7 separate regions of the Mus musculus genome follow, and all the other regions are linked to region 1. Evidence: chromatin loops called from intact Hi-C (ENCODE). Cell type or tissue: left cerebral cortex. All regions are shown on one strand. Each heading gives the region's core, and the rest is flanking DNA. Links, peaks and the distances in the headings are about the cores only.

Region 1 (4,404 bases), core at 152-4,151:
TGCTTCATAACAGAGCATTGCAGTTTAAAAAAAGGTTACTTTAAGAAGCAATCGGGGGCTGGGGATGAACCTCAGGCAACGAACCTGGCCAGAATTCTTGAGGCAGTGGGCTAGCACTCCAGTACCAGACGCAAAATAAGGATGCAATCAACCAAACAGTGCACAAAAGCAAGCAAACGCTGCTTCCTCTCCACAGTCTGTCATCGTGGGACGCTAGGAGGGGCTCTTAGCAGTTTGTTAAGCCACCCATTTCCCAGGAGGCTGAGTGTGTTTGGGTGGGGTTTTTTATGACTCTTGTTTTGTTTATTTTCTGGTAGTGGGAACTGGACACGGCAACTTTACACTAATCAAGCACTGAACTCGGTCCAGCTCCATCCCCAGGGGGGAGGGGTAACCGGGACAGCTGGGATGTTTAGAGTCAGCATCTCCCTGCACAGCAGGAGATGGAACCCAGGACCTTGGGCATGCAAGGCGAGCCTCCGACACTTTCTAGAGTTACATGGGTACTTACTAAGACAATAAGGGAAAACCAGGTATAGTAGTGACACAGGCCTGCAATCTCAGCCCCTGGGGGTGGGGGCAGTAGGGACAGGGACAGGCGGGATGAGTTCAACATTAGTGTTCACTTACAGGGAGACCTTGCCTTACAAAAACCAAAAAGAAATCTGTAAATAATAACAGCTACAACTAAACAAGCAGGCTTATCATTTACATTTTAAAAAGGGAGAAAACTGAACCTCAAAAGGTCCAAAGAGCACTCCCTCGAAGCCAAAGAATCTACATCTGAACCCAGGTCTGAATGGAGGACTGAGTGAGACATACATACCCTGCTGTCTTGGTATCTGCCGTGTGGACTCCACCTCTGATCTTCTCGGGGGTAAAGGTTATCTCTGTTGAGCCGATTTCTGCTCCCTCCAGGTGCCCGCCACACAAATCACGAACCATTTCCAGTCCAGATAAATGCTGAGGCCTTCAGGTCATAAGACTGCATCAAAACGTGTGCCATCAGACTGCCTATACCCCACTCTATGACAGTTACAAAAGCAATGGCCAGAAAACAAGTGTGATGTCTTCCAACAGGAGAACTTTGTCTGGGGCTTTTGATTTCATTCAATGACCACCCCGTGACACCAGTACTACCTAAATTATGTACTCCTCATCCCTAAATTCCCACCTTGAGGCCTCAACCCACACAAAATGTGATCATTTAAACAGGCCTTTTAAAGGTACAATCAACATAAGGGAGGCTATTAGGGGGTGCGGTAATACAATTTGACTGCTATTCTTATGAAAAGAGAGGGTGAGATTAGAGGAACAGGGATGTAGTTCAGTGGGTAGAGGGCGTGCACAGTGTGGAGGAGGCCTTAGGTTTTATTTCCAGAACCACATAAACTGGGCATGGTGGCACACAGCTGTAATTATAGCATCTGAGAGGTGGAAACAGGAGAATCGAAAGTTCAAGGTTATTCACCCTAGCAGAGAAGTTCCGGATTACCCTGGACTAGATGATATCTTGCAAGAACAATTAACAATAAACCTACCATGACAAGAACATGGACAAGCTACCCTGTTTCAAGGCGTCCTAAGGACAACTAGCGGCCTGCCCTATGGACAGAAACGGAGAGCAAAGGCCGCACTCTTAATTGCCGCCCGGGCCTCCTCCCCCCTAGAACCCGGGCTCCGATCTCCGGGCTCCCAGGCCCCCTACCCAAACTCCCCGCCCGCCCGCCCGCCCGCAGTACCTGAGGCCCGGCGTGCTGCGGCCCGCGCGGATCTTCTGCACGCGCAAGGGTAGGCCCAGGAGGCAGCTCAGGGCGGTGGAGACCCTGAGGATCTGGCCGCCCTGTAGAGAGCACCGGGGTGGAGAAATGACAGAGGTTGAATGGAGGCCCCCGCCGCCACGGCTCGCCCCGGCCCCTAGCAGTCCCACACTCACCCCTTCCATGATCCCACCGTCCACCTCCACCCGCTGGCCCTCCATGGCGGGCGCCTCTGAGCCCGGCCGGCAGCGACCACGTCCCTGCTGCAACCGGCAAAAGACGAGGCGCCCGCAAGCCCGCAGGCCTGATAGTGCGCTTCCGGGCCGAGCTCGCCGGAAGGAGAAAGAACCCGCGCCTCCCGGGAAACTGTTGCTGTGGAAACGAATTCCCCAGGGGACCCTGCCGGCAGCTGTACGCATGCGCTCCACCCAGCGCTCAGAGAGGCCGCGCGGGGCGTTGTGCGACTGTGTACCCAAACTAGCAGGGAACTGGGCTGGCCACAAGGGGGTGACACAGCAAAACCTTCAGGCTCCAGAAGCCCTTTCCCCCCAACAGGTACATTCTTCAGTTATCCCCCAGGCTGGTATTTTATTTTCCCAATCATGTGTAAGCACTGCCTTCTCCAGCATCCTCGGGTACCTCAAAGACTGGGAAATGAGGCTGAATTGTGTGATGAAACATCACTGTCGCCTAATTTCGATACTGTACTAACACAGTATTTTGGAAGCATGTAGATTACTTAAATCAATCTGGAACGTGCTCCAAGATGTGAATGGTTACTTGAAATGTTACCGTCAGAGCCTGGCCCCTGGCAGGCCTTAACAAAGTAGGCTCAGCCAACACCTTCTCAGTAGCCAAGCCAAGAAATAAGTATTAATGGAAGGCAGAAAGAAGAGATCTGTTACGTGTGGTCCCATTGGGAAGAGAAAAAAATAAATAAATAAACCTAGTCTATCTTCAGGGTTCTGATGGAAAGCTTAGGTTTAAGTAGAGAGCAACAGTGATTCACATGCAAGCAGTCCTAATCTAGGTGTGGTCCAGGCCAACACTGACCTGCCATCGACTCAATCTCTTCTGCAAAGTGGTCTAGCAGATTTTAGAACTGTAAAATCTCTTCCTGGGGCTGGCGAGATGGCTCAGTGGTTAAGAGCGCCGACTGTTCTTTCAAAGGTCCTGAGTTCAAATCCCAGCAACCACATGGTGCCTCACAACCATCCGTAACGAAATCTGATGCCCTCTTCTGGGGTATCTGAGGACAGCTACAGTGTACTTACATATAATAAATAAATAAATCTTTTTTTAAAAAAAAATCTCTTCTTGGATGACAAACTTGCCCCCCGGCTGGCTCGGGAACTCCGGCTTTTCCCATGGCCTAGCATGAGACTCAGAGAAACTTCCTTGTCTCATGGTCCGCTAAACCAAAGGGAGAGGCACAAACCCATTATAGTGTACAGAAGATGGTTTAGCGGCCTAAGAACCTAAAAAAAGGAGATACCAGTGATATAATTTTACAGACAGGAAATAATAAGACATTGAAGCAAGGCTGCTGTGCGAATATACATGTTGTACTTTTTAAAAATTATTATTATGTGAATGGGCATAATGTGTACACATTCATCTGTACACAGAGGCCTGAAGAGGGTATCGAATTCCCTGTGACTGGAATTCCAGAGGATTGTGAGCCACCAATCACACGGGTGAGAATCTGACCTGGGTCCTATGGAAGAGCAGCCATCTTCCCTGTGGTACCTTGATTATCATACATATTAGATTCCTATTACATAAATATAACACCCTCTGAAGAAAGCTAATCCTTTTTGTTTTTATTAATCACAGTGCTGGAGGCTGATGTCGAGGTTTGATGCATGCCAAATAAACACTGTACCAAACAGCTATAGTCTCGACCCCAGCTTATGCTTTCTAAAGCCGAACTCCTGCTGTTACTTGGGTGGTAGAAGGAAGTGGACAAGATAGAAGTATGAGGTAGAAACTGTCCAAAAAGCTGTAAGTGATATTGTAACCTGCATTGAAGGAGTGAGTATAGGCAACAGAGACACTCAGAACTGGGATTTCCCCAGGAATTCTTCTCAGGTTGGAAGAAAGACAGAAAGACCAAAAAACAGACAGACAGACAGACAGAAAGAAAGAAAATGTGTCTTCACAAAAGGTTTTGTCTAAAGTTTCAAAAGCAGTATTACTTAAAACAGTCCCAAAGCAGAAATAACGCCTATGTCATTAAAAAAAAAAATTAACATCAAAAGCCTCACAAGATCAGTGAAGTTAGAACTTTCTGGTTATTGTGTGTATGAGAACTGGAAATTGTCAAACCAAAGAACAGCAGGGAATCTCATTTTTGTAGAAGTTACTGCATAGTTTAGAGAGCTCCCACTCAAGTCAACAAGAAAAGTCAACAAGAAGGCTGGTGTGTAGCTCAGTTGGTAGAGTCTGCCTAGCAAGCTCAACAGGTCTGCTTGTTTGGGTTTTGGTTTGGTTTGGTTTTTGGCCACAATTGTATGTATTCAAAATGGGGGTGCTATGTAAAACCCTGACCCCCAAAAGAAGAATCAATAAGAAAACAATGAAAAATGAATGCACACAACAGAGAGGAAACAGTTAAAAGTACATGAAGGAAGCGTTTGAAGAA
Region 2 (4,404 bases), core at 232-4,231, 240 kb after region 1:
TAAAGATAAGGTTTTATTGACTACAGAGCAGAAAGGCATTATTTATGTAAATTATTTATTTTGTGGTGCCTACTGATCAAACCTTGGGCCTTATCTATACTGGGGAAGTATCCCACAATTTATACAACCTTAGTCCATGTAGGGTCATGTTTTAAATTTCTCTATGAAGCTATTTTAAAATTAAAATGAGGCCGGGCAGTGGTGGCACATGCCTTTAATCCCAGCACTTGGGAGGCAGAGGCAGGTGGATTTTTGAGTTGGAGGCCAGCCTGGTCTACAGAGTGAGTTCCAGGACAGCCAGAGCTACACAGAAAAAAAACCTGTCTCAAAAAAACTCAAAAAACCCAAAAAACCAAACAACAAACAACAACAACAACAACAACAACAACAACAACAACAACAACCAATAACAAAAAACAAAAACTAAAATGAGGGCTGGCGAGATGGCTCAGCGGGTAAGAGACTGCTCTTCCGAAGTTCCTAAGTTCAAATCCCAGCAACCATATGGTGGCTCACAATCACCCATAATGAGATCTGACGCCCTCTTCTGGTATGTCTGAAGACAGCTACAGTGTACTTATGTAAAATAATAAATAAATCTTTGGGCTGGAGCAAGCAGGGACTGAGCGAGCGGGGCCGACTGGAGCAAGCATAGGTCCTAAAAATTCAATTCCCAACAACCACATGAAGGCTCACAACCATCTGTACAGCTATAGTGTACTCATATACATAAAATAAATAAATAAATAAATAAATAAATAAATAAATCTATCTTTAAAAAAGTAAAATGAGTATACGGTCAGATTATAAATAACAGTTGAATAGATATTGCTATAATATGTAGAATTTAAAACAAAGTTATATACTGAGCAGTGTTATAAACATTGCCAACAGATGAGTTATGCATAGTAAGTAAGTAAGTACAATTTAACTAAATTGTAACTTTTAAGATGTTGTTTCATGACACAAAGTGGCCATATGAACCTTTATCATTAACTTTTAGTGAGATCAGCAAGTCTTCTGTTTGTTTTTGAGGGCTTAGAGTTTGAGACAGGGCCTGACTGTGCGCCCCTGGCTGCCCTGGAAATGTCTCAGTAGTCCAGGCTGGCTTTGAACTCACAGAGACCTTCCTTTGTGTGCCACCACACCTGAGCTGAACATGCAAACAGACAAAAAAATAACAAGTATCTGTAAACAAAATTTTGGGTATCAAGAACGAAATCAAGCCAAGCATGGTGGTATGTGTCTAATGCTAGGAGGTTGAGACAGGAGGGTCAGGAGTTCAAGGTCAGTGTCAGCTGTGTAAGACTCTGTCTCAATAAACAGAAACGAAATAGCAAGATCAGTATATAGAAAGGCCAGTTGACACAGGGGCAGTGGTGGCACATGACTTTAATCATAGCACTTGGAAGGCAGAGGCAGGCAGATCTCTAAGTTCAAGGCCAGCTTGGTCTACAGAGTGAGTTCCAGGAAGCTACAAAAACAAAAACCCAACCAAGAAAGAAAGAAGGCAGGCCATGTATAGCGGTACACGCCTTTAATTCCACCCCACTCTGGAGGCAGAGGCCGGCCTGGTCTGCAGTGGAAATCAGCACGTGATAAAGTATAAAAGCCTGGCTCAGATGGTAAGCACACTGGCTGCTCCCCCAGAGGATGAGGGTTCAATTCCCAGAATCCACATGTCTCACGACCACCGGTAGCTCCAGTTCCAGGGTATCTGATGCCCTCTTCTGGCCTCTGTGGGAACTGTATGCAAGTGGTGCAACAGAGCTACATGTAGGCAAAACATAAGAAAACAAAAACAAAAAACCCAGAAAGACCCTAGAAATTTAGGAAAAGGGTTATAAAAGTAAAGACATTTGCAAATGCAAATTGTAAGATAAAAAAACCACAGTTCTTTACTGATTTAGGCAGAAAGAGTGGTGCAATTGTCCAGGAAGGACGGAGACTTCTGGAAAAGAAGATCATTACAGCCACCACTACAAGTGGACACATATGCCTGCCACTTAAAATAGCACAAACAAGTGTAGGTTATCCAGGAGTATGGAAAAACTATCCACAAAAACAAAACATAAAGACTGTCCTTGAGGGCCTGGAAAGATGGCTCAGCAGTTACGAGCATGTGTTCTTCTTGCAGAAGACCTGGGTTCAATTCCAGCACTCACATGATGGTTCACAACTGTCTGTAACTCCAGTTCCAGGGGATCCATGCCCTCTTACTGCCTCCAAGGGCACCAGGCACACATGTGGCACAAAGAAATATATGAAGGCAGAACACTTATACACATAAATGAATATGGGGGTGTGGTGCTGAGGACAGAGCCCAGGGTCCTACATGTGGTAGGCATGCACTCTACCACTGAGCTACATCCTTCCAACTGCTCCTCACGAGGCGGGCTCTCATGTGGCCAGGCTGGTCTCAAACTTGTGAGACAGTGGAAGGCCATCATGGACTCTCAATTCTCCTGTTTCAACTATCCAGAGGCTGGGCTACAAGTATACGCCATCATGCTGGGCTCAAGAGCTATTTTAAAGATTTATTTATTTACTTTATGTATATGAGTACACTGTTGCTGTCTTCAGACACACCAGAAAGGGCATCAGACCCCATTACAGATGATTGTGAGCCACACTATGGTTGCTTGGTATTGAACTCAGGACCTCTGGAAGAGCAGTCAGTGCTCTTTACTGCTGAGTCATCTCTCTAGCCTAATACTAATAATACTAATCTATGTGGGTTAAACACAATTTCAACTGCCTTCTTCTTTTCCCTTTCCCCTTTCCCCTTTCCTTTCCTTTCCTTTCCTTTCCTTTCCTTTCCTTTCCTTTCCTTTCCTTTCCTTTCTCCTTTCCTTTCCTTTCCTTTCCTTTCCTTTCCTTTCCTTTCCTTTCCTTTCCTTTCCTTTCCTTTCCTTTCCTTTCCTTTCCTTCCTTTCCTAGACAGTGTTTCTCTGTGTCCATCCTGAAACTCATTCTGTAAACCAGACTGGCCTTGAACTCAGAGCTACCTGCTTCTGCTACCTCCTGGGTACTAAGATTAAAGGCATTCACACCCACCACCCAACTCAACAACCTTCTTAATACTAATATTCCAACTTACTCTGGGTCTAAAGTTTTCATGCCAAGGGGACCAAGCAATTTTTTTTCTGCAATTTCCAAAGCCTTCCAAGCCTTCTCAGCAGTAAAGAGTTCAGGGGCCTAATGAAGGTGAAATAAACAAAGAAAAAACATTTTAATATCGCAGAACAATTAGTTCTTACTCATGTAAGAATATGGTGTAGGTCAGATGGTGAGTGGAACCTGACGACTCTAATCCTCCGAGGCGGAATCTGAGTCGCCTTTCTCGGCTGAGAGGCTGGGAGAGCGCACGGGCCACCGGGGCCACCCGTGAACAAGAACCAAACAGGAGCCACAGCTACACCGGAGGCAGAGCTCACCTCCCGCTGCCACGTCCTAGGCGTGCAGGAGCCCTATACGCGTACCCGAAGCTTCTCTCCTCTCTTCTTGGCGATAATGAACTCAGAACTTGTACGCCAACAGCACAAATGCTTGCGACGGGTGGAAGGAGAGAAAATCTGCACCCATCTTACAGAGAAAGCGGAGCAAAGGCATCACGCCAAAGTGCCTCTGTGCAAGCCTGCTCTCTCTCTCTCTCTTTCTTTCTTTTTATTTTATGTGCATGGCTGGGTTTTGTCTGCATGCATATCAGTGTGAGGGTGTGAGTTACAGAGAGTTGTGGTTGCTGGGAAATGAACCCGGGTCCTCTGGAAGAGCAGTCACTGCTCTTAACCACTGAGCCATCTCCAGTCTGAAAGGGTACACTTTCATACCACTACAATTAGTAATATCTGCTTAGTAATCTTTTTGACAAAGTCAAACACCCAGGGAGGCATGGCTAAACACAGTCCTCCTAGTCCACTGCCCTGAAGAGTTTATTTTTAGACTGAGATTTTACAATAAAAGGGGATCAAGAATTCTTAGCTAGGTGGCTGGAGAGATGGCTCAGTGGTTAGGCACACTAGCTTCTCTTCCAGAGGATATAGGTTCAATTTCCCCACACCTACAGGGTGTAATTCTAGTCTCAGGGATCTGATGCCCTCTTCTGGCTTCTTGGGGCATTGCATATACATGACATACATTACATGCAGGCTCCTCCTCCCCCCCCAATAAAATGGTAAAACAAAATAATAATTAATAATAAATAATCCTTAGCTAAATAGAACTAATGAGAGAAAGACCACAAAGGAGACAGATGTGACTATAAGCTGCTGTGGACATTCCCTAACACAGAGCTTTCTGTCTAGTGCACTGGGGAGCTGTTTGTGGCATGCGCTGAGGTAACACAAATGTTCAGCAGGCCAGGGTGAGGGCTGAGGCCGACTGAGGCAGCTGGACCTGGCCTAA
Region 3 (4,404 bases), core at 300-4,299, 470 kb before region 1:
TCTCAGTGTCTTGATCACTGGGATTATAGGCAAGGGTATCATGCCTGTCCACAGAGAGAATTCCCATGAAATTTATGTGACAGAGTCTCTGTATCTCAGCATTTCATTGATTTCCGAGAAGAAAATATCAAAAACCCAATTGGGGTTTTATTTTTTAGTTCTTTTTTGTTTGTTTGTTTTGCTTTTATCACAAGAAAGCAGCTTTATTTCATACCAGGTGTTAACTTGGACTAATCGTGTGTGTGTCTGTGTGTGTGTGTGTGTGTGTGTGTGTGTGTGTGTGTGTGTGTGTGTTTCTAGGCCATCTGGCAGTTTGGGGCAGATTGTTCTGGTTGTTACAACTGGAGGTGTGCTACTCACCACTGATATGTTAAGGGGATGTTGCTAAGCACCCACCAGTGAACAGAGAGGATTTGACAGTGACACAGCTGAGAAAAAGCCTGCTTAGCACCATTTGTTAGGTCATTTGGTTATTACTTATCTACATGGCATGACTTCTCACCTGTAAGTTCCATGCTAGTGTGACAATGCCTATGGGGATGCAAACTCGAGGGAAAATGTGCTTGTCTGATAACACGTCCAGTGTGTGAGGCTGTGAGCATGGCTCCATCAGAAAGCCACAGACATCTCCTGTGATGGCTTTTTCGGACTGATTCCTCTCCTCTGGTCCACATTCATCTTCCATTCTTACATTGAAGAAATGCAGAAGACAGCTTGCTTTTCTGAGAAGGACTTGGGGGAAAAAAAGCATATTTCGGATGTGCCAGATAGAAGCATTACATAATACTCTCTGTATTCAAATAGCATATCTTGAATCTGAGAAAGCTGGCAAAAATGTATTGGAGAAAGCTAAATATAAATTTTAAAGCATGTTTGCATGCATAAGGGTGTGTTTGTTTGTTTGTTTGTTTGTTTGTTTGTTTGTTTAAATCACAAGCAATACACATCTAGTAAAGGCTATCAGAATGGGAACATTCTTTTTTCTTTTTTTTTTTCTAGAATCTTCCAGGTATCCAAGTATTTTAACTTATTTTTTTCTCACCTTCCTCATGAAAGAAAGGAGCAAACAAAATGATTAGCAAAATTTCTTTCCAATTGTAAAGTTTGATGACCCTAAAGCAGGATGTTGAATCAGTTGTTCTTAAAAGGTAGCAAGCATGGATTGAACATGTAGTTAAGTTAGTGGGATGCTCTCCTGAGATGCACAAGTCCACAGGTTCAGTCCCCAGCACAGCATATGCTGTGACGCATGTGGGGCACACACTTTAGACTCAACAGAAAGTGGAGACAGGAGGACCAAGTCATTCTTGGCTACAGGGCAAGTTTGAGGCTGCCCTGGGCTACTTGGAGCCCTGTCTTCAACAAAAACAGTAGCATCCATGTCTTACTTTTGGGCAAAAGAAAATTCTACCCTGCAACATCCCCATCTTGAAACTCGGTGCTCTCACTTACAGCCTAGGCTCAACTGTCCAGAGCAGAGCGTCGGAGCAAATTCTGATGTAAACACGGCTGTGTAGCCTAGTGTTGGAGGATGGATCACCATCCGACAAGTATGCTGGGAGCGGTTATCTCTGAGGACACTCACTCCTTTTTTTTTTTAAACAAAACAAAACAACCAGTTGTTTTATTGAGAAAATAGAGGAGATGCCTCCATCTTTTCCAGGTGATCCCTATCAGAAGTGGGAGGTGGCAATGTGGCATGCTTTCCACAGGGGAAAATAGTCTGGGCAGGCCCCAGAAAAGTAGGGGTGTCAGTGGGGGAGGGCTGAGTGGGACCTGAAAGGCAGGGGGTGAGTGGTAAAGATGCTAGCTGCTGAAAGAAAGTGTATAGAAAAGAGGTACACTTCCCAAGGCCTAGAGCTGCCTCCTTCCAATTCTTCATAAATAAAATTTCACAGTAATAGAAGAATGCCTACATCTAGGTCTCAACCGGCCAGTTTCAGGCCGGGAGTCAGTATTGGTGAGGTGCCAAGGGTGAGACCTGGCTTGGGCTGTGCTCAGGGGTCACTGTGCCCTGGGGGGCCAAGAGCACTGCTTTTGTGCCCTGTGACGGGGCAACACCCACTCCTTAACAACATTTCTCTTATAGCAGTGGTTCTCCACCTATAGGTCACAACCCCTTTGGGGAGTTGAAAGTTCTTTTCACAGGGGTCACCTATGACCATAGGAAACCACAGACATTTATATTACAATTACAGTAGCAGAATTACAGTTATAAAGTTGCAATGAAAATAATTTTATGTTTGGGGGTCACTACAAGGTGAAGAACTGTATTAAAGGGGTGTGACATTAGGAAGGTTGACAACCGCTGGTTTATAAGGTGCATATGGAAAGTTGCCACAGGCTAGCAAGAACCATAAATTTCTACTTACAGCCATTGATGTGCCAAACCCAGAATGCAAATTTGAGTTGCGAAGACTAAAGTCCTACTTACGAAACACAATTTTTAGGAATTAACTTTCTTACCAGCAGATGTCACTGCAGCCTAATAGACTGATTTCTGTCACTTTAGCTCCCTTCCAGTAAACTTAGCAAATCTTTTACCTTAGCGGTGTCCCTGATTTTCCCTAAGAATGTCTTCTGCAGTGAAGTTAAAGAGAGACTAAGTTAGGGAGAGTGAGTTGACTCAGCCAGGAAAGGTGATTGCCACTAAGCCTGGGACCTGAGTTCAAACCCTGAAATCTACATACTGGAAGCAGGAGACGGACTACCTAAACTTGTTCATTGACCAATACCTGTATGCCATGCCATGTTCATGGCCCGCCCCATGATTAATTAATTAATTAATTAGTATGTTATTAAGTTATGTGAATCCTGGCCTAGGTTGATCATATTAAATAAACTTATATCACCCATTAACATATTTTATGTAACAATGAGGTTTCTCAGTTAAACCAAAGGCATGATTTTAAACACAGAATTGTACTGTGCAATAAATTATCAGAATAACTCACTATTTCAAAACTCAGCCATCCCAAATAGTAGGAATAAAAATTCATTTATCTCTGGCAAGTATAGCTCTTGTATAATAATAATAGTAATAGTTGTAGTAATAATGATAATAATACAATAGGAAATAATAAAATAATAATCTAACAAATAATAAGACTTAAATCATGTACTATTGCTCTTTAGAATGCAGCCTTTTGCTTTTAGCCAAAGTTTTTTTTTTTTTTTTTTTGAAGTAAAAGCAAAATATAATTTTTATTAGATATTTTCTTTTTTCTTTTTTTTTTTCCATTTTTTATTAGGTATTTAACTCATTTACATTTCCAATGCTATACCAAAAGTCCCCCATATCCACCCACCCCCACTCCCCTGCCCACCCACTCCCCCTTTTTGGCCCTGGTATTCCCCTGTACTGGGGCATATAAAGTTTGCAAGTCCAATGGGCCTCTCTTTCCAGTGATGGCCGACTAGGCCATCTTTTGATATATATGCAGCTAGAGTCAAGAGCTCCGGGGTACTGGTTAGCTCATAATGTTGTTCCACCTATAGGGTTGCAGATCCCTTTAGCTCCTTGGCTACTTTCTCTAGCTCCTCCATTGGGAGCCCTATGATCTATCCATTAGCTGACTGTGAGCATCCACTTCTGTGTTTGCTGGGCCCCGGCATAGTCTCACAAGAGACAGCTACATCTGCGTCCTTTCAATAAAATCTTGCTAGTGTATGCAATGGTGTCAGCGTTTGGATGCTGATTATGGGGTGGATCCCTGGCTATGGCAGTCTCTACATGGTCCATCCTTTCATCTCAGCTCCAAACTCCGTCTCTGTAACTCCTTCCATGGGTGTTTTGTTTCCAAATCTAAGGAGGGGCATAGTGTCCACACTTCAGTCTTCATTCTCCTTGAGTTTCATGTGTTTAGCAAATTATATCTTATATCTTGGGTATCCTAGGTTTGGGGCTAATATCCACTTATCAGTGAATACATATTGTGTGAGTTTCTTTGTGAATGTGTTACCTCACTCAGGATGATGCCCTCCAGGTCCATCCATTTGGCTAGGAATTTCATAAATTCATTCTTTTTAATAGCTGAGTAGTACTCCATTGTGTAGATGTACCACATTTTCTGTATCCATTCCTCTGTTGAGGGGCATCTAGGTTCTTTCCAGCTTCTGGCTATTATAAATAAGGCTGCTATGAACATAGTGGAGCATGTGTCCTTCTTACCTGTTGGGGCATCTTCTGGATATATGCCCAGGAGAGGTATTGCTGGATCCTCCGGTAGTACTATGTCCAGTTTTCTGAGGAACCGCCAGACTGATTTCCAGAGTGGTTGTACAAGCCTGCACTCCCACCAACAATGGAGGAGTGTTCCTCTTTCTCCACATCCTCGCCAGCATCTGCTGTCACCTGAATTTTTGATCTTAGCCATTCTGACTGGTGTGAGGTGGAATCTCAGG
Region 4 (4,404 bases), core at 315-4,314, 83 kb before region 1:
CTCGTCGATGGAGAAATAGTGGATATTTATTGTGCTTTTTGGTCTATTCCTTAAAGTAGCAAAATATAATCGATCTGAAAGACAAGTTTAAAAGACAGAACATGAGAAGCAGGGACGCGAGACTGAGAGTGCAGATCATGCACAAAGGATTAATAACTGCTACACATCGTTTAAAGACCTTTAACACGTGGGATTCTTGGAGAAACAGGATCTTCCAGAAAGCTACAGAGCCCCAAAAGCACATCTTGCTAAGAGGCTAGAAGACCCAGCAGGGGGCAGAGCATCTTCTGAGTTCCCTCACCCCCTGGTTGCGTGCGGGCGGGTGCAGACAGGAGCTGTGGGTACCCGCAAAACTGGAGACACAAGTTTGGTTCGGAAACCTTCAGACCTCAGCTGCGGTGGAATGGGAAAAGAGGCGAGCTTCTGCCGCTGCAGCTTAGCAGACTTCAAGAGGAAGGAAGGAAAGATAGGGGGGTGTGGTTGGGGGTAGGGGGTGTCCCAAAAACACGGGCCAGCCACCGAGGAAGTAGAGAGTTAGCGGATGGAGGATTAAAACCAGCAGGCTCCCCACCAAGATAGGTTTGCAGGAGGATCCCAAGCAGAGAAGCCTGCACTGTCCGGGTACGAGGAAGCTGCAGAGGGAGTGAGAACGCGAAAAAAGAAGCCGGAAGCAGGGGGTCCTCCGGGAGTTGAGTAGCGAGAAGGGGCCCGAGCGCCGAGCCGCAGTACTGAGGGACACAGGGCCCGAAAAGAAACCCAGCATAGAGGCTTGGGACAAAGGGGTGAGCCGTGAGGAGTTGGGGGGGGGGAGTGGCGTGGAAGGGCCGGAGGATGCCGGGTGGCTGCTCCTCACCTTTCATGAACTCGCAAGCCCCGATTAGTTCCCCAGACTCCGCTGCCATCTTAAGCGAGATCCGCACGGGGGAGGGCTGGGTCGTGGCCAGCTGAGGTCACCCGCCCCCGGGGGCTTCCCCACTGCCCAAGAGCTGGGAGCTCGCGGTCCCAATCACCGAGCCTGCCTGAGGGAGGAGGCAGTCGCCCAAGGCGGAGGCAGCTGCAGGGTCAGCGCGTGGGGCGCCCCGGGGACATTCCGTGGGGAACCGAACCCGCTGGGCGCGGGACGCACACGCCCCGGGCTGTAACCGCTGTGATCCGGACTCTGCGGCGGCGGCGGCTGCTGCTGCTTCTCGAGCTGCAGCTCCTCCTTCTCGCGCTGCACCGTCTCCACCAAACCTGGACGGCGCACACCAGCTCCCAAGGCCGGGCAAAGTCTTTCCCCGGCTCCCAAAGTGATCATGGAGGACAAGACGTTTGGCCCGGATCGCGCCCGTGGCCACTCGTGCGGCAGCGGGCAGGACTCCGGAGGTGTCCGCGGGGCTAGTAGCAGCTGCTCAGACTCCTCCTTCGCCACCTCCTTTCAGCAGCAACTCTTCCTCCCTCTCCTCCTCCTCCTCCTCTTAGGTCCGCCCCCAGACCTGCCTCCCCGCCCTCCCTCGTCCCCCTCCACTTTCACCACTCCGCGGCCATCCCTTAAAGGGACAGCTCGGCTCCTTTCTCTGAGCCGGCCTCGGGCCCCAGTTACCAGGCGCCCCGCGGGTCACTAGGAGCCAGTTGCTAAGGCTTTGTTGCCTTTCACCAATTGCTACACAGGAAACTTGGCCCTCTGCCTGGGTGGGGTGGGGGTGGGGTGGATGTCAGGCGGAGCCACAAACTTATGAATGAAAAAGGATGGGTAGAGAGGAGTGAATGCCTCCCAGGAAGCTGCGACTGCCTGGCGGGCTGAGATGCTGTCTCCACGTCTGCACCGGCTAGCTCTTCTTCCACACCAGATTTTTTTTTGTCTCTCAAGCTCTTTCCTGCTTCACTCAGTTTCTTCTAAACTCGCGCGCGCGCACACACACACACACACACACAGAGACACACACGCACGCGCGCGCAGACACACACATTGAAAAACCTCAGACCTTCTCCATGTCGGGTCGTACCGCTAGCTATCTTTCCACCAACCCCTATTCTCACCACTATCGGATCTGTGTCTTTATAACCAATTTTCAAAAGAAGCGATACCTCCTAGCTCCTGAGTACACGGACTGATGCCCTGTAAGTACTAGAGTCTGCTCTCACCTAGGCTTTGTTCTCAAGGGGGAAAAAAATTCCCGTCCAGTTCTCCAAGTCCTTTCATTTTGGCCACAGGTGTGAGCGCAAAATTACACCAGAAGTGTAAGGCTCTAGTCTCGGACTGTAGGCTATCCTAGGCGAAGGGAGAAGAGGGAAAAGGATCTCTTGTCCACAAGAGAAATGAACAGAAGATTTCTGTAGTCTTGGCTGGAGCGTTGCAAAGGAGTACAAAGGCTCCTCTCCAGGAGGCCCCGGACTTGTTCGGCAACGTTTTGATCCAGTTTGGAGAACTTTAATGCTGGGAGCCCTAGGGACGGAACTAGTGGCCAGCCCTTCCCTTACGAAAATGGCGCTACTGAACCACTATCACCAGAGCATGCGCTCTGAGTGGTTTCTCCTTGAAACGGGGATTTGTGCAAGCCTTTGAAAGCTCGCAGTTGCGTGTTGACCTCTAGGGAGAGAGGGGGCGCTCGAGCAAAGTGCCGGCTGAAGCAACTTGGAACACTGACTCCAGGGAGGCAATTCTTAGGCCATTCTTCTGCTCTGCCGGCTTTCCATAAAGCTAAACAAGCACAAAACTAAGTGGATACTACTTTGATATACTGGAAAGTTATTCAGAGCATCTCGGTAATTCTAGCCAAACACATCCTTGGTAAGGGAGTTAAAAAGACACCCTCTCCTTACATTCAAAAGTTAACCCCGAAAAAGAAACAGACTTTACAACTGTAAAAGTCCTGAAAGTTGTAATGAGCCTTGAACCCTTTTGAAGTGTATTACATATTCTAAGAGTCCTGAAAGCAAAGACCTCCCAAAAAGAAAAAGGGAGAAGGAGGAGGGGGAGTACACTTTAAAATAGCCAGGGGTTGGTGGCATATATCTTTAATTACAGCACCTGGGAGGCAGAGGCAGGTGAATCTATGAGTTCAAGGCCAGCCTGGTCTACATAGTGAGTTCCAGGGCAGACAGGGCTATGAAGAGAAACCCTGTCTTGAAAACTAAAAAATAAAAAAAAGAAGGAAAAAGAACAAAGACCCTCTCAAAACTTGAATGTTACCTTTATTCTCCCAAATCCTGGTTTTAATACGTTGAACAATTTCAATTTTGTTGGAATAAACGTAATTGAGATTTTTTTTAATGAAATATGTAGAAAAGCATAGCATGTCAGTCTCAGTAGGCTTCGCCCCTTTGTCTATAAAGCTAACAGTAAAGCCCACTCAACCCATTTCTAAAGCTGCCGCTTTACAAGTCTTATAGTTTTTCATCTGACTATCAACTGCAGTAAAAAGTTGGAGCCAGAGGTGGTGGCTTGCGCTGATTTAGAGTGGCCATAGTCATTTGCTCCTCCCACAGTGTAGGGGCTACAACACAGGCTCTCAGGTTTGGTGGCCTGCATCTTTACCCACTGAGCCATCTCACGGGCTAATGCGGCTGTTTTTGGGTTTTTTGAGGTAGGTCTGGTATAACCCCAGGCTGGCCTGGAACTCCATACGTAAAGAAGGATGACAATAAACTCCTGATCCTCCTTCCAGGAACCCAGGCCTGTGTCACTCTGCCTGGCCATCACATGACTGTACGTTCATAAGTAGTCTCAGGAGAGAGATCCATAAAACACTTTCAGGGGGGCAGATTTCATTGAATAGCTCCTGTAACAACAGGGGTCTATTCTATTCCCAAAAAGGGTTCTACATTGCCTTTCATAGAATTCTCCTTAGAGGTTTTAGACATGAGGAATGAAGTGTGACCTAACAAAACTCTTTAAAAGAGATGAAAATGGGGGCTGGGGAGATGACACAGCAGTTAAGGCGGCTTCCTGATCTTCCAGACGACCCAAATTAAGCTCCACTTCAAGCACCCGTGTTGAGAGGCTCACAATTGCCATTAACTACAGCCCCAGAGCATCCAACACTCTACTGGACAAAATAGCACCCATACCCATGTGGTACATTCTCATGTAGACACACATAAGACTAAAGTAAAAATAAGTAAAAATGGCCCTGAGTTTGTGGCCCATGCCTATGGTCCCAGCATGAGAGTGCTTCATGAGTTGGAGGTCCAACTGGATTAGTGTGAGATAAGATGCTGTCTCAAGCCAAAATTTAAAGGAAAATTATTTTTCCTTACCATATTTACTATATATTTTTGATAATAATTCTTTCTTCTGTAGTTTTTGGTTTTTGAGACAGGGTTTCCCTGTCGCCCTGGCTGGTCTTGAACTCTCTCTGTTGACCAGGCTGGCCTGGAACTCACAGAGGATCTGCCTGCCTCTGCCTACTGAGTACAGGGATT
Region 5 (4,404 bases), core at 295-4,294, 150 kb after region 1:
GCACTTGTGGCTCTTGCAGAGTACTGTTTCTCAGCTCTCACACGGCAGCTCAAACCCAGAGGACGGAATTCCCTCTTCTGACCTCCTCAGACACCAGGCAATCATGCTGAACGCATACATACATTTAGGCAAAAACACTTGTGTGTGCGATTGCTCACAGCTCTCCACATGTGTGTGTGTACATCTTTGTTTTGTTTTTGAGACAGGGTTTCTTTGTGGAGTCTTGGCTGAACGGAGTTTACTCGGTAGACCAGGCTGGCCTTGAACTCACAGAGCTCCACCTGCCTCTGCCTCCCGAGTGCTGGAATGACCACCTGGCTCATAAATAATCTTAAAAAAAAAAAAAGGCAGAATGAAAAGGAAAGTGAGGCAGAGTAAGATGGGAAAGGACGATGTTCTTAAGACCTGACTTTCAAGGAAAGTTTTCATTGATTTAGTGTGCCACCAAGACATTTTTACTAGTAAAAAGTATTTTGTGTACTAAAGCAAGCTAGAAATTTGCTATATCTTTATAAATAGCAAAAAGACTTAAACAAACAGAACCTCTTCTCGCCAGGCATGGCAGCACACACACCTATAATCCCAGCACTTGGGAAGCACAAGTAGGAGGGTCCTAAGTCTGAAGTCTTTCTGAACGACCTGAGATCTGTCCTCAGACACAAAGCAAAATCCCAACAACAACAAAAACATGTATCTCTTCTCAAAGTCAGAATTTGGAATGACTCTTCTGGAGGCTGACATGAGCTCTAAGTTTGATCCCTACTATCTCATCAAAAAAATATTTTACAGAGCAAACCAGACAAAAATCCAAACATTATAAAAGGTCTGCTCCTGCCGGGTATGGTGACGCACGCCGTTAATCCCAGCACTCGGGAGTCAGAGGCAGGCGTATTTCTGAGTTCGAGGCCAGCCTGGTCTACAAAGTGAGTTCCAGGACAGCCAGGGCTATACAGAGAAACCCTGTCTCGAAAAACCAAAAAAAAAAAAAAAAAAAAAAAAAAAGGTCTGCTCCTTAATTATCTTGCTTCTTGTCTTTTGCAAAGATTGGTCTTAAATAGCACCTGGTTTTTGAAAATATGCTTCGTTATAAGTTTCTCTCTCTAAACCTGACAACGATATTCTTTCCTCCCAGTATAGCTCCTACTAACTTGGTCAAGACAGCTAATGAGAATTCATCAAAGTAATACTTTGATCAGGTACAGTAAGAAAATCTGGAAAGCTCTGAACCCTCTTTTTTCACTAAAAGTCAAAGCTATGACAACTAATAAATCTGACAGTTAACTGAACATATTCCGAAATCGTTCCATATGTCCCAAGCTTTCTAAATGATGGCAGTTGGACTAGGCCATGTTCTCAAATGTCAAAAGAAAGTTGTCATTTATTTCAAACTGATTTCAGCAAATCCTCCGCGGTGGCCTACTTACATATTTAGTGCTTTGCTAGCATTGATCAAGGCTCCATTAAACTACAAACAAATGGAAAGAAACAATGTCTGCAACTTCACCACAGAGACACATCTTACTTTTCCATTCTATTTCGGAACGCGATACCAAAGGAGTCAGCAAAGATCAGAGTGTAACGCTACAAACACACAGCACAACAAAAGTGTACGTTTGTTTTCCAATGACAAATCCTATATCGACGTCTGGTAGCACACTGCACAGTGCATAAAGTTTTCTGCGAGTAACGACTGTCTAAAAGGCACATTTTTAGCCTCAGTCCGCCTGCCAGAATCTGTCTCCGATCCTCACGCCATGACCAATTCTAAAGACTTATTTTGAGGCACAAGGTGAAGATTTCTCTAACGGAGAGGGCCCCAGGGAAGGTCAGGCTTCCGACGCCGGGAGAGGGGACGAGCCCACTCCCCGACAAGGTAGCCGAACAGCTCCAAGCCGCTGCTCCGGCTCCCGGCGACCGCGATGGGACAACGCACGTACCCTGGCCCAGCGGGCCGCGGCGGCGGCCACCCGCCACAGCATACGGAGCGCAAGGCTGCCCAGCCTCCCCGCGCGCCGCGCTGGGCCTGGCGAGGCTGCGGAGGGGCCGCCGCCTCCTCCCCGAGGCCGGGCGCACGTGGGCCGAGGCCGCAGGCTCCGAGACGCAGTGCCCCGCCGGAGGTACCAGCAGCGTCCAGGGGAGCCAGGCCGCGGAGGCCGCAGGCCGAGACCGCGGCAGCGCCGGCGGCACGGAAGGGCAGGGCGCTCTCGGCCCAGCGAAGGCGGAAGCGGGGGGAAGAGCGAGCCGGGCCCGCACCCGGGCCGTCCTGCGGCGCGGAACCAGCAGCACTCACCGTGCCTCCGTCCTTAATGATGATCTTTTTGGCCAGCATGATACTGCGGTTCGCGGCCCGTTTCTTTTTCTTCCCCTGGGTCATTTTACCATCCTCGACTCCCGGCGCTGCAGCAGCCACTCAGGGGGCGGGCGGCCCCAGCGGCGAGTGCGGTCCCGCCACTACTGCCGGGCCGAGCCGCTCAGGGCGCACGCCGCCATCTTGAGGGCCCGGCCTGCCTCGGGCGGCGCGTCACATCGTGCGATCGGCTGAGTCGCTCGCCACGCCCCCGTGACGCAGCCACGCCCCCGCAGTGCGGGCACGCCCCTCCAACCCTGCAATAGCGGAGGACTGGGAGGTGCCGCGGGAGCGGGTGGAGCCAGGTGCTTTGGCTGCCTAGCTTTTGCCCTCTAAGGCGCTGAGCGATGGCTATTTTAACAGTTTTTCCTTCACAGATGAACTCAAGTTCCGAAAAGTTTTTACCTACTCAAATCTGACAAATAGTTTCTCAGATGCTCAGGCGTCCCAGGCTAATAGCATCCGCATCAAATGCATCCCCACCAAAACAGAATTGAAGGGGACAACGGGAAAGTTTTCCAGGAATGGTCAGTAGCAGGTAGAGGAGTTTTAGCTGTTGATCTGATGCCCAGCTAGGTCATGCTGGCTTACATACCCCCACGTACCAGTACATTCTCTCCCAGTGTAAACTAGATGCCATACTTTATAGGCTTTTAAAAATTGGTTTGACTAGAAGACTGGTAGAAAGAGCAGACAGGTGGAATATGAAATGTGATATTAACAGTACTGACATTTACTTTGAGGCAGCACATTATGTAGACCAGGCTGGCCTCAAACTGAGAGATCTCCCTGACTACCTCCCATATTGTGATCAAAGTCATGTGCCACCATGTCTAGCAAAGTCTTCATTTTGGTAACTGTTGGAAAACTTTCCTTTAAATATACCTTCAGTGCTAGGTATGAACGAGCACAACACATGCTTTCCCCCATCAAACTGTTCGATAAAGGGGAACTGGAAACAAACCAAACTGTGGCAACAGCGATCCTGGATGTGGTGGCTCTAAGTAAGATAAATGTTCCCAAACTCAGTGATATTCCTCCCTGGGAGAAGTGGAAGGGGCTCCCTCCCTCTCCTGGCTTGTGGCCTGGTTAGTGATGGATGACCTTGTTTTAACAGGGCAAAGCAGAAATGACAGCACTGACTTTAGAGGAGAGGTCATAAAAGGTACTGTATGTTTTTGCTAGGCTCTTCATTTACTCCAGTCAGGGGTTGCCGATTGTTATGCCATAATACCAGAGGAACTATGGAGAGGTGCTGCCGTTGAGCTGAAATCTCCTTCAAAGCTTTGTGGATTATCTTGGAACGAGATCCTCTATGCCTGGTCAAGCCTTGAGCTGACTGCAAACTTTATGAGACCTTCAGCTATGAATACCCAGCTTAGCCACATTACTGGGATGGGGCTGTAGCTGGTTCTTTTGGAGTGCTTTTCCTGTAAGCATAGGGCTGCGGATTCTATCACCAACAATCAGTGAACCCAGCATAGAAGTGGATGCCTAGATCCTGGCATGAAGGAGAATCAGGAATTCAAGGACAAATCTGAGAGCAGCCTGGGTGTGGGTGGATTCTTCAGGCCACTGAACATCAGGCTATTTATTACATGGCCTAAGTAACTATTAGACAAGGTAAAGGAGAAAGCAGGGGGCACACATGTGAGGGTTACTGTAGCTTTTCTGTAAATTTCAAAATAAAATGTTAAAAATAAACCTGGTTGGATGTTCTGTTTCTTCTACTTGCATGCTGACAAGAAATGGAAAATAAGCCAGTTTTCATGGATGGGGAAAGAAAAGCATCTTGGGTGGTAAGGATTTTCATCATACTTACTTTAAAAATAAAATTCTCATATAGAAACTTCCTTGAAGTCCAACTTCAAGCTGTTGAGAGTGGGAGAAACTTCATAACTAAATCCCGAGATCATATTTTGCATGGGTGTAGAGGATTAAGAAGGTTGTTCTAAGGTAGGCGTGGTGGTGCATATCTTCGGTCCTGGCATTTGTGTTGTAGAGACAGTGTGACCAGGAGTTCAAGGCCAGCCTCTACAGCAAATTCAAGGTTAGCC
Region 6 (4,404 bases), core at 214-4,213, 87 kb after region 1:
TATTCCTAAAATAAGGTAAGAAAACTTAAAGGATACAATGAAAAATAAGCAAGATTAGGTCATGCCGCATAATAAGAGTCTTCATTGTAGCTCGCTTCTGTATGAATGAATAAGTACTGTTTTGGCTTGCTAATGTAATTTTGCATCAGAGATAACACCTCCTAAAAATGGGTACAGTAATTGTATGCACCATTAAGAAAAGATGTTAACCATGTACTTTGGATTAACTAACAACAATATTCATCATGTACAAAATGATCTTTTGAAATAAATATATACTGGGTATAAGTGGCTAAATTGAGCTGACTAAAATACTCATTACTTGCATCCTTGCTCTTTTTGAAAAGTGTTGCCCATTTAAATTGATTTTAAAATGCGTATTTGTCTAAAGGTGTTCAAATATGGGGAAATGATGGGCGTGGTGGAGCATGCTTTGAATATCAGCTCTCCAGAGGAAGGGCAGACAGAGCCAAAGGCCAGCCAGGGTGACCCTCAGACCCTCTCTCAGAATAGAGTACAGGAGAAAATACGCCAGGAACAACAAGGCATGGCTTTAACAATTTAGAATGGGTCATATTCACTAGCTTTGCAACTTTTCTAAATGCTAGTTACAGTCTTTTATGTTTTATGCATTTAATTATAGGCACTGGGAGAAAAGCAAGGGAAACAATGTTGGCAGGTCTGCCCCACAGATCCTATCAACCTGGATGCAACAGGATGGCCCAATTATTAAATCCAGAGGCCAGTGGTTAGGTGTGATTCTCAGCTCTTTCTATTAGCTGCTAACTCTATAATCCTGACTGCTTCATGTAAATAATAGTATAGACTTTCTATATTAAGTATAGACTTACTATATTATTAAGTAGAATAATAGTATGACTTGCTTCCTAAGGTTTGTGAAAATTGAATTTTTAAAAGCAAAATAACGTTTAGTACTAGCCCTACAGCCAAAGCTGACCAAGTATTTACTCTTAATTTTTCTCAATTGTTTATTTCAATTTATTTCAGAATGTTCATGAAGATACGCACACTGAATTTTAGAGAAAGTTAAGGAATTTTCAGTATTAAAAAAAACAACATTATTTCATGTATAGACTTTTAAATTAAATTCCAGTGTGATTCTTTGATGGAGACCAGCTAGTTGGGAGGCTAAGGCAGGAGAATTCCTGGGATCAGATGTTCAAGACCAATATGAGCAATTCAGCAAGATCCCCATCTCAAAAACAGAAAGTTGTCTTTCAAGGGAAATAGTACTCTAACTTTCAAAGCGTAATCACAGAACACACACACACACACACACACACACACACACACATTTTTAAAATCTATTGTTTGAGTTTAGAAACAGTGTATAGCAGGTTAGTAAAATGTTTTCTTTTTTGGTGTAGAGGGTAATGAGGCTTCCTGTGACTTTAGACTTAACTCTCCAGGAAAACACCTTATGAACTTGTAATTATTATTCTGGGACGGAGAAGGAAAAATAAACGTAAAATAACAAACTTCAAAGTTGAAAGCAAAGTTTTTTGTTTTGTTTTGTTTTGTTTTTTTCTTTTTTTTGTCTCTCAACAGACATTAATGTCATAAGACATTTTGGTTGTAAGTGCAAAAGTATTAGTGGCTCCTAATGTATAAAGAACAGGCAAATTACTAATCTACAAGTCTAAACAAACAAACAAAAATTGTTTCTAAGTTTCTTCCCCATGCATTCACAAGTGGTTATCGTTCAAAAACAATAACTATAATTAATTAGAACCCAGTTAATAAAACCTAGTGATCTTTTTCAAGCACTCCTTTATAAAAATAATCACTTCCCCTGAGGATGGGGGACTAGCGGAAGGAAGGATGAGTGTAAGGGTCTCTGAGACAGCAGAGGGAGCTTTTAGTACAAGAAAGCAATGCTCCTCGGGGGCTCCTCGCGGCTCCGAGCGGTGGGCAGAACTGCATTTACTTAAATCCATGGGACGGAAGCAGGAACCTGTCAAAGGGGCGAGACTGGGGTCCAGCACCCACAGACCCGCGACTCCCAGGAAGGGAGGGCGATAGCTGACCTCGGCGGAGCCAGCGTGTTCGCCACAGAACCTTTTCCCCGCGGCCGCCACCATCCTGCAGAAGCGCTTCTTCTTTTCTACGAAGTAGTTGCATCTGCCGTCGATGGGAAATCCGATCGAGGGCGAAGTCGCCGCCGGAGCCTCCATAACGCTGGGTCCTTTTGAAAGCCTGGCTCAGCCCAAAGTTGTCAGTCCCCTTTGGTCCCACTTCCCTTAACAAACGTGGCCGCCTGAGGGGGGTGGGTCCACGGAAATGACGCATCAGCCCGGCTCGGTCGGTGCCCGAACCGGAAAAAGGTGACGGTGGCTGACGAGGTCCAAAGCTCCTTCGTTCCCTCTGTTTATCGTTTCCCTCCTCCTCCGCGGGAGCTGAGCGCCAAACTCAAACTCATCGGGACCGGCTCTTCTTTGCAGCCGGGACCGAAGGCCGGGCCTACTGGGCTTCTTCACCCTCCCGTCGGGGCAGCGGTCCGACATGAGTCAAGTTCTGTTCCAGCAGCTTGTTCCCTTGCTAGTGAAATGCAAAGACTGCGAGGAGAGGTGAGCTCCCGGAGCCGGCGGGTGGCGGTTGGGGTCGCGCCAATGGGGAAGATGGCGGCTGGGTTCCGTGGGGATCGGTCGGTCCGCGGGTGTCGGACTGTCACACCGGGAATCGGGAAGGGACCCTGCGGACTTAATGGATACCTTTGTTTGTGGCCGGGCCGGCCGTTGCGGAGGGGACGCGAGGAAAGGGAATGAGGAAATGGCAAGCCGACTCCTTCACGTCCGTGTTCTGGCCCTCAGCGGGACAGAGCCCAGCCTGTCCTTTCTGGGTGGCAACTCTGATTCTCCCTGTCATTTCCACAAAAGCTTCACGGTGACTTCAGGGAGCTGTCCGCACTAGGATTCAGGTCGCCCGGCCCTTCACTCATGCTCTCCTTTGAAGAACACTGGGGGTGAAGCTTTAGAACTCCATCTAAAAACAAAACAAAACGTTCAGTGACATATTTCGGTTCATCCGCACGTCAGTTTCAATCATTTAACCAACTCCCAAAACTGGAAAAATCAGGAATTCTGTACATTCAAAACATAAGTCAACCCGTAAAGCCCTTCGTCGGACCCCTGGGGATACCTTGATCTTCACAGAGTTTACACTAGGGTATCTTATCGCACAGATGAATGCAAACTTGCCACACTAACCACAGGCGATCTGATTTTTCCCTCTTTTACTAATAACTTTTTAGTTGTTAGTTTCTGTGAACATTACATTTTCTCATTTGCTAAATTGATTTAATATGTCTAGCTGTTCATTTGATTGCAATGAAGACCAGGTGTGAAAATGTTTGTAGAAACTAAACGGTGAAAAAAATGTTGAATTAAAAAACAACAAAAACAAAAAGAAGACACTGATGTATTGAGTCGCTGGACTGTTAAACTGTGGTATGCGATTTAAAATTAGGTCCAGAATCAACCAGCAAAGCAGTCAGAAAAATGGACTTAAAACATCAGCCGTATATAGGAATCTGTAGGTTATTTAATTGTCTTATTGTTTGTTTGATTTTGACAGTTGAAGTGGTGCCCTCACTTAGCATGCTCTACCACTGATGTGTAACCCCCACCCCACCCCAGCCTCTCATTGGTGATTATTTTGTGATGTTTAATATATAGACATGTAGTTATTGAATTCGGGCTAATCCAAACTGATGTCTGTAAGTATAAAATTCATAGATTTTGAAGACCTGCTAGTAACAGAAATGTAAAAAGTCTCAATTTTATGTTGATTATCTGTTGCGGCTTTATTTAGGGTATATTGGGGTCAAATGTATTCAAATTAATTTTTACTTTGAGAGTTATTTTTTTTAAGTAACTTCTAAACAGTTTAAAGTGACACACATGACTCAAGTTTGTGGTGTCCATTTTGTTTCTGTTGGGCAATATGGGCCATTACTTGTGATTCCATGCCTGACACTCTGAACTCTTCTTCGACACATTAAATTGTAATCACAGTTAATCGTGTTAAAACACAACTTCAACTTTAAAAATTACTCAGCCGGGCATGGTGGTGCACGCCTTTGATCCCAGCACTCGGGAGGCAGAGGCAGGCGGATTTCTGATTTCGAGGCCAGCCTGGTCTACAGAGTGAGTTCCAGGACAGCCAGGGCTGTACAGAGAAACCCTGTCTTGGGAAAAAAAAATTACTCTTGTTTAGAAACCCGATATTCCTATCACCCATGGCAAGGCTCAACCAGCTGTTCATAAATCAGATTTTTCTGGAGCACAGCCATCCTTATTTCTTACCCACTGTCTGTGGTTGCATCTGTGCGATGCAGAATCAATGAGCAATTGTATGGGAGTATTGGCTGGAAAATTACTGCGT
Region 7 (4,404 bases), core at 156-4,155, 180 kb before region 1:
GGGGTTAAGAGGACTAATTTCCTAACACACCAGTTACCACCAATCACTCATTCAGGATTCACCCATTCAGGGTTCGCCAGCTGCTGGCAGATTCCTGGCAGCCCAGGCAAGTGAAGTGACCTCATTCACAGGGATCACGTGCTCCGGAGTATGACCCCGAGGGGATCACGTGCTCTGGAGAAAGAATGACCCCGAGGGATCATGTGCTCCGGAGTATGACCCCGAGGGGATCACGTGCTCTGGAGAAAGAATGACCCCGAGGGATCATGTGCTCCGGAGTATGACCCCGAGGGGATCACGTGCTCTGGAGAAAGAATGACACCCCCCCCCCCAGATCACGTGCTCCGGAGTGAACCAGAGGGTCTCCATACTATGCTCTTGGCTGCACCCCTGCTCACCCTGTCATTTTTAAAAATTTTCTCTCAGCTCCAAGCCAGGCTTCCAACTCAGTCTTTGTAATTCTGGGTCCACCTACTACTCCATGCAGACTACCCTTCTAGCATACTTCCGTTTGCTCTCAAAGTAGGAGAGATGGCAAGACAACCAAAGGAAACCTTTCTTCCCGTCTGTCAGCACTTCAGCCAGAGCTCCCATCTCGGCTTGGCATGCCTTGAACCGGCCAGATGTCTTCCCTGACAGCAGAGTCTCTGGTGCATTCCCTTCAGAGCCCTGAGGACCAGCAGAGGCTCTTCCTCCACGGGCCTCCGTCCTCCCAACTCCCCTTTGTTTCTTTCATCCCTCAGCCTCAAAGGAACCCACTACCTTCTCCATCGCCCTCTGCATCCTTCGTTGCTGTCTTTCTTCTTAGTCTCACTGTAGCAAACTCCCTGTACTAAATTTCCTCTGAATGCCTAACATCAAGAACTCTGATGACAGATGCTGTTGGAGACGTGTGGAAAGTGGAACTTTTATTCAATGTAGGTGGGGTGCAAGCTAGTACAGCCATTGTGGAAATCCTCATGGAGATTACTCAAAACATTAAAAACAAATGGACCGTAGGACTTAGCGTACCACTCACTATATCCAAAGGACTCCTATCACAAAGATACCTACACATCCATATTTATTGCTGCCCTATTTACAATAGAAAGGATTTAGAGCCACCCTAGATGTCCATGAACAGAGTGGATAATGAAAATGTGGAACCAATTCACAATGGGATGTTACTCAGCTGTAAAGAAAATGGAATTTCCAGGGGGGAAAAATGGATGAATCTGGGATGTATAATACTAAGTGAGGTGTCCCAATCTCAGAAAGACAAAAATCCATATGTTCTCTTTCATCTGTGGATCCTGGCTTGTAATATATACATGTATGTATGGAAATGGATGTCGTTACAAATAAAGCCTAGAAAACTAGGAAAGCAAGAGAGGGTGAAAAAGAGGTGCTAGTGATAAAAAAGCAGAGCAAGGAGGGACTGACATGAAAGTCAGAATCACCAGGGGAGGTAACAAGAGAGGGCTGGGGTACCGGGCCATGGGAGGGATGATGGAGGGCTGGGCATCAGCAATGGGAGGGATGATGGAGTGGGAGGGATGATGGAGGGCTGGGCATCAGCAGTGGGAGGGATGATGGAGTGGGAGGGATGATGGAGGGCTGGGCATCAGCAGTGGGAGGGATGATGGAGGGCTGGGTACCAGCAGTGGGAGGGTTGATGGGGAGGAGACTCTACTTAAACACACTTCTTTCAAAAATAGCACAATAATATCTAAGACTGTGTGTGCTCATTTAAAAAGATTAAATAAATAAATTTTTTAATGAGTAAATAAAAATTCCTTGTGGCTGGAATCCCTGGCCATGGTCCTGCTCTCCTATGTAAACCCTGCAGATACATTGTTTCTTCACCATTTCTAGTTCTCCAGCCTTCTCTTGCCATTAGTGAGCTACCCCACACAGTCAATAGATGCCGTTCACTTAGCATGGTATCAGGACATTGATATAATGATGATGACAGTAATAATACCTAATTTTATTGATCACTTGCTATGTCCCCAGGCGCCAAAGTACTCTATCTGGATTATCTCACTAAACCACACAGTTACAGAATAACTAGTGCCTGGATAGCTTACCATGCACACATAGCTAGCCAGCGTTTACACCCTGTAAGTCACACTCTAGCACCTGTGTGGGTGATTGTTTCAGGTAAGGCTCAATCAACGCCATTCCATTTATCAGGACACCAAGTAAGAGAACAGGACAAGCTTTTTTATTAGAAAGAAAGAAAGAAAGAGAGAGAGAGAGAGAAAGAGAGAGAGAGAGAGAGAAGGAGGGAGGGAGGGAGGGAGGGAGGGAGGGAGGGAGGGAGGGAGGGAGGGAAGGAGAGAGGGAGGGGGGACTTTGAATTAATTAAAACCAAGAAAAATCATCCAAACGTGTGGCAATGTCACTGTCATGTTGTGAGGGACTGGTTAGTCTTTTAATATCAATCCACCCAGGGTTGATTGGTCGCTCACCCAACCCTTACCGAATCTTGCCACTAGATGGAGACATGACATCAGTGAAGCACAGGACCCAGAGGTGCTAAAGAACAGGCTAAGGAAACAATTTCAGAGCTAAGAGACTTCAATTCATCGTTTCCCAGACTTCCCTTTAAAGTTGGGAAAGTGGGGGAAAGCTGAGGGAAATGACTGTTCTAGGTATGATAATAAGGTAGCCAGAACATTGGGATAAAAAGACAATTGTGTAGCTGCTGAGGGACCTGCCACCTTGAGGCCCTTCATCCATGTCTCTAATCCTATCCTCACTAGCTGCCCAAGACGTGGGTCTGTCCCCTCATTGGGCTATACAAGGGAACTAATGCTTCCAGAAGGAAGGACGCTCACAGCAGGTTCCACAACCAGTAAGGGATGGGGAGCCAGGCCTCCACCTGCCTACAACGCTGCGCTTATTAAATGGACAAACAAACACTTTGAATATCTGGAATTCTGTCTCAAGCTACCCTCCAACTGCGGCTCCAGGGACTCTGATGGCCTCTTGTGACCTCTGTAGGGGATGTGCTCTGTGTACACACCACCCATGACATACCTTCCCACACACACATATACACATAATTAAAAATAAAATAAACCTGCTTTAAAAAAATAAAATATAATAGAAGTTTAGCATTTAACACACAAATTAATACTGTTCAATTTTGAAAATTATGAACAAATATTCCTCAAAGGATATTAGCCAAGGAAGTGAATTATATATGGAAATACATTATGGAGAATGTAATGAAAATGAACTACAATAGATGTTTACGTGACACAGGAAAAAATGACCTACCATTCTCAATCTTGCTTTTAGGATGCGGTCCACTGAACGCTAAAAACTTTCCTGGAACGATCCAGTTGAAGTCTCCGTTTTCAACTCGCTGGCAGAATTTTGTGAAAAAAGGAAAGAAAAATAGTTTATAGTGTTTCTACAGTTTAAGAAGTCCTTACAAATAACGTGTCACACCGTCAGTACTAGATTAATGGGACTTACATAAGGGGAAACTAATATATAATAATAGATATAAAAAAACACTATAGTATCACCTCATTTAAGAAAAGTTTCTACTCAGATGATAAAAAATACAGACTGTATGAAAGGTTGTTTGTCTGAAAGTAAACTTGTCAGTCTGCAATGAAATTTTATTCCAGGAAAAAAAAAAAGCACAAAAAACAAAAACAATAGGTCGAGGTAAGGGAAAATATAAGGACTCTCATGAACATAGCAAGGAGGCTTTAAATAGTGAAAAAACTATAACTATCTGGGTCACAATAAACACAATCGCTTTTATTCTTCTTGTTGTTGTCGTTGTTGTTGGGAGTAATTATGCCTACAATCAATGCTGCTTTAAAGACTGACAAAGGGCAGGAAGGAGGGACGAGACACCATAAACCTCTCGGCCACAGTCGCCTGCAGAGGGCGCCAAGCCCAAACAAAGGCAAAAAAAAAAAAAAAAAAAAAGGCAGGCGCTTCTAGCCCTGGCTAACTGGTGACCCTGGGAAGCTGACTTAACTAGGTCTGACCTTCCAAATGGACTTTTCAATGAAATCTTTCTTTGACTGTTGACTATCTTTAAATAAGTTTTTAAACCCTATGAACCCAAATAAAATGTATCTGCTGGCTGACTGATGAATACTTGTCAACCTTTGGTCAGCAAACTCAATGTGCTCATCAGCAAAGGCCTACAGGCCAAGAAATGGCTCGCCTTCCCACACTCCAGCACCTCCTCCATCCTCAGTGGCTTCCCTGTCCTTGTGCTACTAACCCATCCGGACTAGGACATGGATTGGTGAAACCCAAGACTTTGCCAGTGACCAGGGGGCTCCTATGTAATACATTAGAAAATATTCACACCCCCACACCCAACTCCACCCCTGGCCCAAGTCTCCATCTACATCAGGAAAGCAGCACGTTTCTGTGTAAAGAACA

Evidence for each region. Peaks named below come from ENCODE experiments on the same cell type or tissue, not always from the same donor. Only the 100,000 strongest peaks of a DNase experiment are listed, where the experiment ranks them.
Region 2: it touches region 1 in a loop (4-fold over the local background); 20 of 42 quality-filtered maps call a loop at or near these places.
Region 3: it touches region 1 in a loop (4-fold over the local background); 9 of 42 quality-filtered maps call a loop at or near these places.
Region 4: a loop joins it to region 1, with 2.2 times the contacts of the local background. A loop is called at or near these places in 21 of 42 quality-filtered maps.
Region 5: a loop joins it to region 1, with 2.4 times the contacts of the local background. A loop is called at or near these places in 6 of 42 quality-filtered maps.
Region 6: a loop joins it to region 1, with 2.9 times the contacts of the local background. A loop is called at or near these places in 17 of 42 quality-filtered maps.
Region 7: a loop joins it to region 1, with 3.0 times the contacts of the local background. A loop is called at or near these places in 31 of 42 quality-filtered maps.

What each region holds. Positions count from the first base shown.
Region 1 is chr3:116,506,009-116,510,412 of GRCm38, forward strand. Rtca (RNA 3'-terminal phosphate cyclase) reads right to left here and starts at 2,167. Exons shown (of 11, transcript NM_025517.3): 1 at 1,937-2,167; 2 at 1,743-1,843; 3 at 827-970. The coding sequence starts at 1,981. In left cerebral cortex, for the core only: a CTCF peak has its summit at 2,245 (motif pointing right); a DNase peak (open chromatin) is centred at 2,177; H3K4me3 peaks cover 1,792 bases; H3K27ac peaks cover 1,038 bases.
Region 2 is chr3:116,747,298-116,751,701 of GRCm38, forward strand. It overlaps Agl (amylo-1,6-glucosidase, 4-alpha-glucanotransferase), which reads right to left. Exons shown (of 34, transcript NM_001081326.1): 31 at 3,101-3,198. Among named protein-coding and RNA genes, the nearest start is that of Slc35a3, 37 kb to the left of the region's middle. In left cerebral cortex, for the core only: CTCF peaks have their summits at 545 (motif pointing left), 1,741 (motif pointing left) and 4,105 (motif pointing left); DNase peaks (open chromatin) are centred at 1,724 and 4,094.
Region 3 is chr3:116,031,401-116,035,804 of GRCm38, forward strand. No RefSeq gene overlaps it. Among named protein-coding and RNA genes, the nearest start is that of Extl2, 25 kb to the left of the region's middle. In left cerebral cortex, for the core only: a CTCF peak has its summit at 2,477 (motif pointing right); DNase peaks (open chromatin) are centred at 379, 649 and 2,490; H3K27ac peaks cover 627 bases.
Region 4 is chr3:116,422,584-116,426,987 of GRCm38, forward strand. It overlaps Cdc14a (CDC14 cell division cycle 14A), which reads right to left and starts at 1,449. Exons shown (of 16, transcript NM_001080818.2): 1 at 854-1,449; 2 at 1-74. The coding sequence starts at 902. Gm40125 (a long non-coding RNA gene) reads left to right here and starts at 1,668. Exons shown (of 3, transcript XR_867571.3): 1 at 1,668-2,100. In left cerebral cortex, for the core only: a CTCF peak has its summit at 2,579; DNase peaks (open chromatin) are centred at 691, 1,489 and 2,528; H3K4me3 peaks cover 2,219 bases; H3K27ac peaks cover 918 bases.
Region 5 is chr3:116,660,105-116,664,508 of GRCm38, forward strand. It overlaps Mfsd14a (major facilitator superfamily domain containing 14A), which reads right to left and starts at 2,573. Exons shown (of 12, transcript NM_008246.2): 1 at 2,291-2,573. The coding sequence starts at 2,374. In left cerebral cortex, for the core only: a CTCF peak has its summit at 2,437; DNase peaks (open chromatin) are centred at 2,024, 2,566, 3,933 and 4,257; H3K4me3 peaks cover 2,109 bases; H3K27ac peaks cover 1,508 bases.
Region 6 is chr3:116,592,591-116,596,994 of GRCm38, forward strand. It overlaps Trmt13 (tRNA methyltransferase 13), which reads right to left. Exons shown (of 12, transcript NM_030016.3): 2 at 2,049-3,003. The coding sequence starts at 2,195. Sass6 (SAS-6 centriolar assembly protein) reads left to right here and starts at 2,368. Exons shown (of 17, transcript NM_028349.3): 1 at 2,368-2,588. The coding sequence starts at 2,524. In left cerebral cortex, for the core only: a CTCF peak has its summit at 1,878 (motif pointing right); a DNase peak (open chromatin) is centred at 2,346; H3K4me3 peaks cover 1,989 bases; H3K27ac peaks cover 973 bases.
Region 7 is chr3:116,329,528-116,333,931 of GRCm38, forward strand. It overlaps Cdc14a (CDC14 cell division cycle 14A), which reads right to left. Exons shown (of 16, transcript NM_001080818.2): 8 at 3,268-3,355. Among named protein-coding and RNA genes, the nearest start is that of Gm46839, 74 kb to the left of the region's middle. In left cerebral cortex, for the core only: CTCF peaks have their summits at 2,478 (motif pointing right) and 3,877 (motif pointing right); DNase peaks (open chromatin) are centred at 2,491 and 3,893.